Linked DNA regions of Homo sapiens: region 2 is linked to region 1. A link is a contact called in ENCODE Hi-C or POLR2A ChIA-PET data. All regions are on one chromosome and are shown on one strand. Each heading gives the region's core, a stretch centred on a gene start or an enhancer-like site at or near the end of the contact. The rest is flanking DNA. Distances are from core to core; before and after follow the strand shown. Region 1 overlaps LOC105371901 (a long non-coding RNA gene). Region 2 overlaps SEPTIN9 (septin 9).

Region 1 (4,520 bases), core at 1,894-4,393:
GGCCCAATGTAGCTCCTCCCTGAAGGCTTTTCTGATGCCTCTTTCCATTGGCCCATGCACTTCACAATTCCATCATAAGGCATGTTGGCTAAAACTAGACTGTCCGTAGAAGAATGGGATCTGTGTCTTCTGTTGAACTGTAAGTTGCTTGGGTACCATCGTCACTAATTTTCTCCTATTTTAATAGCACCTGGCATTTTCTAGAACCCTATTAAATATCTGTTGGGTTGAACTAAATGAACTTTTGATGAGGCCTTTATTCTGAGTGCATTTCACACATCTCAGGCTAGGCAGTCTGTAAACCCAGCACTTTGGGAAGTCGAGGCGGGCGGATCCCTTGAGCCCAGGAATTCAAGACCAGCTTGGACAACATGGCAAGACCCTGTCTTTACAAAAATACAAAAATTAGCTGGGCATGATGGCATGTGCCTGCATTCCCAGCTGCTTGGGAGGCTCACTTGACCCCGGGAGAGGGAGGTTGCAGTGAGCCGTGATCATGCTACTGTACTTCAGCCTGGGTGACAGAACGAGAACCTGTCTCAAAAATAAATAAATAGGCTGGGCTCAGTGGCTCACGCCTGTCATCCCAGCACTTTGGGAGGTCGAGGCAGGTGAATCACTTGAGGCCAGGAGTTCGAGAACAGCTTGGCCAACATGGTGAAGTGAAACCCCGTCACTACTAAAAAATACAAAAAAATTAGCTGAGTGTGGTAGCGCACTTGTAATCCCAGATACTCGGGAGGCTGAGGCATGAGAATCACTTGAACTCAGGAGGTGGAGGTTGCAGTGAGCCGAGACAGCGCCACTGCACTCCAGCCTGGGTGACAGAGCGAAACGCTGTCTCAAATAAATAAATAAATAAAAATTAATTAATTAAATAAATAAAAAACACATCCCCCCACCACATGGACTGAGCTGAAGCATCCTTGGGGCTGATGCTTTCACCACCCCTCCACCCCACACTGGCACCTTTAGACAGCACTGTACCTCGTGTCACCAGGCGAGGACATCAAGTCCAGGGAAGCGGCCTGGCTTAGGTGGTGAGTTTCTGTAGCAGAAAGCACAGCCTGCATCTGATGAGATTTAGGGTGACAAAGGAGCGCCACCAAGCCTTTCAGCTTCCCACTCAGAGAAATAAAAATAGCCTACCCAATCATATTTCTTTTTGGCTTGTTTGTTTCACAAAATATAGTCCTCACTTCACCGACTGATGCAGCTGCTTGGCACTCCCTTTCCTTTGCTGGATCAGGACTTAGGTTGGCAAGTCCAGCAATGAATCCCCTGGCTGTGCAGCTGCGGGTCATAAACAGCTGGAGGGAGGCTCGACTTGCTGCTTTTAATTAACCCCCAGGAAGGAATGTCGCGCTAACAGGGTATAGACCAGAGGCCACATCACAAGGCGCGACTGGGTGAAGAATAAACAGTCAAGCAGCCTCAATCCATTTAGTTAAAGCAATAGTCTCAAGGCTAACCATGGAAAAGAAAACCCTCCTCCACCTTCAGCTCTGCGGGCAGAACTGAAGACACACAGGGGTCATCAGAGGCCAGAGCTCTCCCACGTCCTCCTTGATGTGGGTGAAAGAGAAGATCATTCAGACCCCCAAATCTCCTGTTTCACCAGGAGATTCGAACTCAGAGGGTTTCAGTTCAATACCTTATTTGGGATGCATCCCATAACCAGGCACCCTACAGCCCTGCCCGGGAAGGTTCTATATACACAGTGTGACCTCCAGCTGAGAATCACACATGTGCTCACTTCACACTGCAGTGAAAATTCCATCTCTCACCCTTCCCCACGTTGGCAGGACCTGTGGGTCTGATTGAGCCACCTCAGTAGCCTAAAGCAGCTTTTAGGGTTTTCCTCCTCCAAAGGAAAAAAAAACAAAAATACTAATTGGATGCTGATGGAATTTGGTGTCAGAAAATCTCACTGGGTTGTTAAGCTTGGATAAGAAAATGTTGATGAAAACATTTTGTAAATGGTTAGACTCTATGTAAATGCTTCCCACCGCCAGGCATCCTACAGCTTTGCCTCCGGAATGTTCTGTACACATAGATTATTATTATCGTCCCGCCTACCGCTCTAGTTGGTTGCCAGCAACATCGTCTATATTTAGATAAATCCTTCCCCATCTTAAATTTCCCCCAACAGAAAAACAATATGAAAATTGTTCAAAAGACCAACATGAAAATATGATTAAAAGACCAATGCTCATTTGTACGGCTCTTGGCACAGACAGGCTGAAAAAAATACAAAGGAATTTCTTGGCAAACCATTGTCTATAATTATGAGCTACATAAGCTAAATGGACTCCAAGGGGCTAGGGGTGCATGGGGAGATGGTCATCTGGCTTAGTTGGGCACAACAGTCTCTATCACCCCTTCACGTTCAGAAAGCTCACTCTACTTTAAAATGCCCAAGCGTGGCCAGGCGCGGTGAATCACATCTGTAATCCCAGCACTTTGGGAGGCCGAGGCAGGTGGATCACCTGAGGTCATGAGTTCAAGACCAGCCTGGCCAATGAAACCCCATCTCTACTAAAAATACAAAAATTAGCCAGGCCTGGTGGCATGTGCCTGTAATCCCAGCTACTCAGGAGGCTGAGGCAGGAGAATCACTTGAACCCGAGAAGCAGAGGTTGCAGTGAGCCAAGACAGTGCCACTGCACTCCAGACTGGGCGACAGAACGAGACTATGTCTCAGAAAAAAAAAAAAAACATAATAAAATAAAATAAAATAAAATAAAATAAAATAAAATAAAATAAAATAAAATAAAATAAAATAAAATGCTCAAGTGTGAATGCATAACTTGTCCTAAAAGGCACTGCATCTGCCAGCTCTGCACCCCCGCCCACCCCTGTGGCCTCTGGTCAGGCGCCGTGCTGGTGCTAAGAGGTGACCCCCAGCTGCCTACTAGACATTAGCGGGGAGAACTGGTGTGCCCCAGGAAGGAACAACCACGCTGACGCAAAACCAAGAGCCTGTGTGACCTTCCTCCATACCCCCGGGTATACAAGGTACGGCTCTGAACTTTTCACCACACAAGGCTCAGGAAGCACCCATGGTTGACGCACTGTTCCAAGAAATTACCACGAACTGGTGGCTGAGGGCAACAGAAACTCATTCTCTCACTGTTCTGGAGGCCGTAAGCTCTGGAGGTGAAATCAAAGTGTCGGCAGAGCTGTGCTCCCTCCTGCAGCTCTGGGAAGGTCTGTTCTGGCTTCTTCCGGCTGCTGGTTGCCCTGGGTGTTCCTTGGCTTGCGGCCACCTCTCGCTAGTCTCCACTTCCACCTTCTCCCTTGTGTGTCTCAAATCTCTCTCCTTTCTCTTATAAAGCCACCAAAATGAGATCATCGTAGACCCTAAATCCACGATGATCTCATCTCAAGTTCCTTAACTTACTGACATCTGCAAAGACACTGTTTTACAAATGAAATCGCCTTCACAGGTACCAGGGGTTAGGACTTGGACACATCTTTTGGGGACCCACATTCAACCCTCTACAGCTGGTTAGAAAAAAAACCCCTTGGCCAGGCGTGGTGGCTTACGCCTGTAATCCCAGCACTTTGGGAGGCTGAGGCAGGTGGATTACCTGTGGTCGGAAGTTCGAGACCAGCCTGGCCAACATGGTGAAACCCCATTTCTACTAAAAATACAAAAATTAGCCAGGCGTGGTGGTGGGTGCTTATAATCCTGGCTACTTGGGAAGCTGAGGCAGGAGAATTGCTTGAACCCAAGGGGCCGAGGTTGCAGTGAGCTGAGATCGCGCCACTGCACTCCAGCCTGGGTGACAGGGCGAGACTCCATCTCAAAAAAAGAAAAGAAAAGAAAACAGACCCCTTGAAACCATAAAAAGGAATGAGTTCATGTCCTTTGCAGGGACATGGATGAAGCTGGAAGCCATCATCCTCAGAAAACTAACCCAGGAACAGAAAACCATACACCGCATGTTCTCACTCATAAGTGGGAGTTGAACAATGAGAACACATGGACACAGAGAGGGGACCATCACACACTGGGGTCTGTTGGTTGGGGGTGAGGGGTGAGGGGAGGGAACTTAAGAGGACGTGTCAGTAGGTGCAGCAAACCACTATGGCACGTGTACCCCTATATAACAAACCTGCACATTCTGCACATGTATCCCTTTTTTTTAAAAGAAGAAATAAAGAGAAAAAGAAAAAAAATAAATAAAAATTAAAAAAAAGAGAGAGAGAAAAAAAAGAAATCCCTGTTGGAGGGAAGGGAGGCGCCCCTGCTCACTCTCCCGGCAGTGGTATCAGCCTCGTCAAGCCCAGAGCAGTGAAAAAGGTGCCTGCACCCCACAGAGTCAGCCTCCTGGACCCCGAGGGTGCCCACTCCTGCCTGACCCACCCATCACCATTGCCCACAAAGCAAATAATGCCAAGGGAAGGGCAAGGCTGGCTTGCTCATCACGTTGTAGACTCTGGGCTTTGAGAAAGCCAGAGAACAAAGGATGTTGCTGTCCTTGGCAGGGCTGGCCTTGTTCCAAGGTTCCCGT
Region 2 (4,510 bases), core at 900-3,399, 330 kb before region 1:
TAGCAACTCAAAATGGACGAACACAATGTATTAGTTTCTCTTTCTGGACCCCACAGTGTGCCTGGCTGGGGCTGTGCTCTGGGGAAATGGCAACTGCGAGGTCCTCACAGACCGGGCCCGGGTCTTAACCACAGCCGCATCTCAGCGCCTTGATATTGCTGAGTGGATGCCCAAAAAGCACTGCTGGGTGAATGTGCGAGTGAATGATGAAGATGGAGGTGGCTGTTGGTGCCAGGGCAAGGCCCCAGGAGTCTGGGGAGGTGGCACCAGGCAGTTCAGGTCAACGGCTAACCCTGGACAGGGCCAGGAGGCAGCCAGAATGGTTAAGGACAGCTAAGGGACTTTAGGCAAGTGGTCTCACTCTTCCCAGGCGGGCAGGAAGCAGGAATCAGACCAAGGGGTGCCAGGTGGTAGTGGCACTCAGGGGGCCTGAGGAGCAGGTGCAGGCTCAGCAGGGCTGGTGGTGCCACGTGTGGGGCCGACCGTGGCCCCGTTCACTGCCTCCACCTCCTGGACGCATGGGCCCATGGCCCCCAAGGCCCTCCTCTGTCCCCACGCCCACCTTTCCAGGCTCCACTTCCAGACGCCAAGCCATTTTCTCACTCCCATCTCTCCCGTTGCCCCTATATCTGAGCTGACCTCCTCCCTGAGCTCTGGTGAAATTCTAGAGAGCCCAGAGGTGCAGCTCACACTCCTGCGCCACAAGGCCTTTGCAGTCTCCACCTTCCTGGGACACTCCATCTTAGAGCTGGGTGTGTACTTATCTCACTGGATCAGAAACTTCAGGAATGCCCATCTTGCATGCTCCTGCTCCCCACTTCCCGCCCGCCACTCAGCCCGTGGCTGCCATGTGGTTGGGCCTTGGCAGCCACCGCAGCTGGTAACACACAATTAGCACTTCTGTGTCCAGGTTCCGTGCTGAGCCTCTTCAGTTTCATCCCCGTTTGTCCTCAAAATGGTCCCTGACATGGTAACCATCATTATCCATTTTTCAGACAAAAGACCATAGCTCTAGGAGAGGAGGAATGGCAGGTCTGAGGCCACGTGGTTCGTAACAGGCAAATGGACCCGGCAGTCACTCTACCCTCGAGTGGGGCTCCTCCCTGTCTGCAGACCTCGCTGAGGTTTTAGAGCCTGGAGCCAGTGAGTCTCCACTGAGCACAAGGACAGCGGCGGTGCCGGGGCTGGAACAAGGCAGGGAGGGGCCTCCCAAATCACAGTCCTGGCTGTGGACCCACCTTGGGACCCCGCCCTGGCTGGGAACCTTGCTCCAGCCCACCCGGGACACCTTCCCACCCTGAGTCCTGCACTGGGCTGTGCACGGGGTCTGCTGAATGAGTGAGGGCAGGAGGGATGGTGAGCAGGGTGGAAAGCGACTATGGTGGGTAGGCTTCTGCTGGAAGCTTGAAACATTCCTGGCGAGCAGGAAAATACCAGGGGAAGAGGTTACAGCCCTCAGAAGGGCTCGCTGGGGACTGTCCTGCAGCCCTCTCATCGGGACAGGCAGAAAATCCAGCCCCCCTTCAGGGTGAGTCCAGGAAGCCTGTGGGGGCACAGGCTCTAGCTAGGGTGGCGCGTGGGTTTACCCAGGGGACGCTGCCGTGGCCCAGAGTTAGGTTAAACCTCATGTATTCTGTAAATAATTATTTATAATAAACAAGGCTTATTCACCCTCTAAGAAGAGTAAAACATTACAGGAGGCACTTTCTCACCAACTAAACACGTCATAGTGACTTCACTGCGTCACTGAGGGAGGGCACCAGGGTGCCCGGTCCAGAGTAAACTGTGGCCAGGGGGACGGGCACACTGCCAAATCGGCCAGACCTCCACCCCTGAAAATGTGGGCTAAATTCTCTTCAACAAGTTACAAGGAAATTCAGTGTGAACCCCATGTTTCCACCACTATCGGCTGTTCTGGAAGACTGGGAGGAGGGGTCTTGCCTTTTCTCCACTCTTGGTCACAGGGTTTGAGGCCACAACTTGGACTGGGACCCCAATCTCCTTCCTGGGGAAGAGGCTCATTCAGGGTGTCTGCCAAGGCCCAGCGCATAAACACGGAACTCGCTTAACGTCTGCTCCGGCACCTCTGGGCCTCCCACACTGGGTTCCCCTATCTGACCCCTCAAGCAGTGAGAGTGATGGGACATGGGGCGCCTCTAGGGGAGACTTGGGGAGATGGAGCAAGCTTCCCAGCCCAAGGTGAGGTCCCGAGGCATGGTCCATGCAGTGATGCTTCTCACGGGAGGCCTGAGGCATGACCAGGAGCTTGGAGACTCAGCAGAGGTCTGGGCATGGGACTCTCGGTACGCAGCCAGAGCGAGGGCCGAGGCTGTATGGATGCAAGCAGGTGACCCTGTGCCATCGGGTGCCATCTGTGCCGGGCCCTGTGCAGCCGTCCCCATCTCACTGAGCTTCAGGGAGGTGAGGCAACCATCCCAGGCACACAGCCCCGGGGGCAAAGGCTGGACCCAGGTGTGTCTGATTCCAGAATTCAAGAAGACAAGTAGAGGAGTCTGAGTCCCCTGAGACCGCAGTGATGGCTTAGTGCCTCAGGATGGCCAGGCTGGCTCCTGCAGCTTTAGTCAACCGTGCCCTCCTTCAGTCATCCAGGGTCCCAGCGCTGGTCCCTGAGACCTGGTACTGGCCATAGGGGCCCATCTCTGGCTGTGGACATCTAGTGCTGGTCACTGGGATCTGGTATTGGCCGTGGGGACTTGTCCTTGGCTGTGGGGACCCAGCGCTGGTCCCTGAGACCTGGTACTGGCCATGGGGACCCGTCCCTGGCTGTGGGTACCCGGTGCTGGTCCCTGAGATCTGGTACTGGCCATGGGGGCCCGTCCCTGGCTGTGGGTACCCGGTGCTGGTCCCTGAGACCTGGTACTGGCCATGGAGGCCTGTCCCTGGCTGTGGGTACCCGGTGCTGGTCCCTGAGATCTGGTACTGGCCGTGGGGGCCCATCCCTGGCTGCAGGGACTCAGTATTGTCTATGGGGTCTGTCCCTGGCTTCGGGGAGCCAGTAGTGCCTGTGGGGCCCATACCTGGTGGTGGGGACCTGGTGCTGGAGGATCCTGACAGCAAAACCACAGAGGCGACAGGTAACAGCAATCCATTAGCACAGCGTGTGGCCTGCCCTAGCCACGGCACCTTCCTCCACTCTGTGCCCTCTCACCACAAAGCCTAGTGCAGGTAACGAAGCCAAGAGGTGGAGAACCCGCAGGAGGACGCACACCACACCTGCTCCTCGTGTGGCGTCCCTGCACCCTGGGTGGCTGAGACCCCCTGCTCCTCCTCCAGGCCTCTCCGTGCCAGGTCTGCGCTGTTCTCCCTGGCCTCGGCTCCCACCCACCCGGCCCCCCAGCTACAGACAGCAGCGATTCTCCCTCCCACTCAATGGGGCCACTGTCCAGCCCATCATTAGTCTTCAGGGCTGGCAGATGACACCGGCCACGGGCAGTGTTTCCTCCGGCCCCAGCACACAAGGCACAAAAGACACCATCCTGCCCCAAGACCCTCCTAGTCACGTGGCGCATGGGAAGCGGTGCCGGGAATCTTCCAGGGCAGTCCCCTGCCCCGGGGGAGATCGTGTTCAAATCCCCGAGGAAATGCTGCTCTTTGGCCCTTTTTCTGAAAAACCCCCCAAGGAGACCTTGTGCGGAGCGTGCAGGGAGAATGGAGATTCTTGTGAGACTGTCTCGGGATAGCCTCACAGAAACCACAAACTATTTGGATAAAAGTTGAAAATCTGCGGTCACACAATGCTGACCATTCATTCAAACACTCGTTGAGCAAGCACCTATGACGTCTGGGAACTCAGGACGTGGATCGACAAGACACAATCCTCATGTCCGTTCTAGTGACAGAGAGAGAGACGGCACCATCAACCCCGCCCGCTGGGGGCCCCCTTGGAGGGGGCGTGCAGGTTCAGGGCTGAATCTGCCCAGTGGATGTGCCACCCACGTCTGCGTACCTCCTGGTCCTGTGGTGGCCCCTGGAACAAAGGCTGAGAGATAAAAGACAAGGATCTGGGGGAGGGAGGACGTCCATGCACATTCCACTGGGGACACCAGCAAGGATGACTGTTCAGTGACCATTCAGTGACCGAGTCACCTGGTGCTTGGAGCCTGGCACCCACAGAGCAGGGCGGGGGCAGCAGGCCCTGCCGGGGGCACAGGCCTGAGAAGGGAGTGCTGCCAGCCAGGCTCGACGGGACAGAGAGCGAAGGGCCCCCTTCCTGAAGGCCATGCAGAGGCCGGAGGTCAATGTCAGCAACTCCATCAACGTCAGTCCCCTGAGACCGACCCAGAGTTGGGGTTCCAAGAGCAGTCTTGGGCGCTCAGGAGCCAAGATCTCACAGAGGGTGTTCCCCACCCTTAGCTTAGGGAAAGTGACAAATCTGGAGTGCTTCTGCCCATGGTCCAACTACTGAACCCAAATGAATGCATTGACAAATCGCATTTAGTGTTATTTATAGGGAAAAGGGAGGGAAAAAAAAAAAAGAAAGAGAGCCAAT

Evidence for each region. Hi-C counts contacts between places; a loop is a spot of excess contacts on that map. ChIA-PET counts read pairs that join two places held with the same protein, here RNA polymerase II (POLR2A). Pooled maps may share reads with other maps.
Region 2: a pooled map shows a loop between it and region 1 (1.9-fold over the local background). The contact joins two enhancer-like sites. A Hi-C loop is called at or near these places in 2 of 50 pooled maps. POLR2A ChIA-PET finds 5 or more read pairs at or near these places in 3 of 52 experiments (B cell, activated T-cell and activated naive CD4-positive, alpha-beta T cell).

Annotation. Positions count from the first base shown.
Region 1 is chr17:77,126,659-77,131,178 of GRCh38, reverse strand. All of the region lies in intron 2 of LOC105371901 (a long non-coding RNA gene), which reads left to right. It also overlaps a transcript of SEC14L1 not described here. Among named protein-coding and RNA genes, the nearest start is that of SEC14L1, 12 kb to the left of the region's middle. RefSeq lists an enhancer at 3,390-3,439. Within about 2 kb of position 3,143, at least 27 of the 41 ENCODE cell types and tissues checked have a DNase peak (open chromatin) inside an H3K27ac peak, as active enhancers do.
Region 2 is chr17:77,455,035-77,459,544 of GRCh38, reverse strand. The region is part of intron 3 of SEPTIN9 (septin 9); the gene reads right to left. LOC105371903 (a long non-coding RNA gene) reads left to right here. Exons shown (of 3, transcript XR_934990.3): 3 at 1-3,007. Among named protein-coding and RNA genes, the nearest start is that of MIR4316, 60 kb to the right of the region's middle. RefSeq lists enhancers at 1,978-2,057, 1,482-2,096, 2,097-2,710, 3,360-4,266, 4,267-4,510. Within about 2 kb of position 2,149, at least 8 of the 41 ENCODE cell types and tissues checked have a DNase peak (open chromatin) inside an H3K27ac peak, as active enhancers do.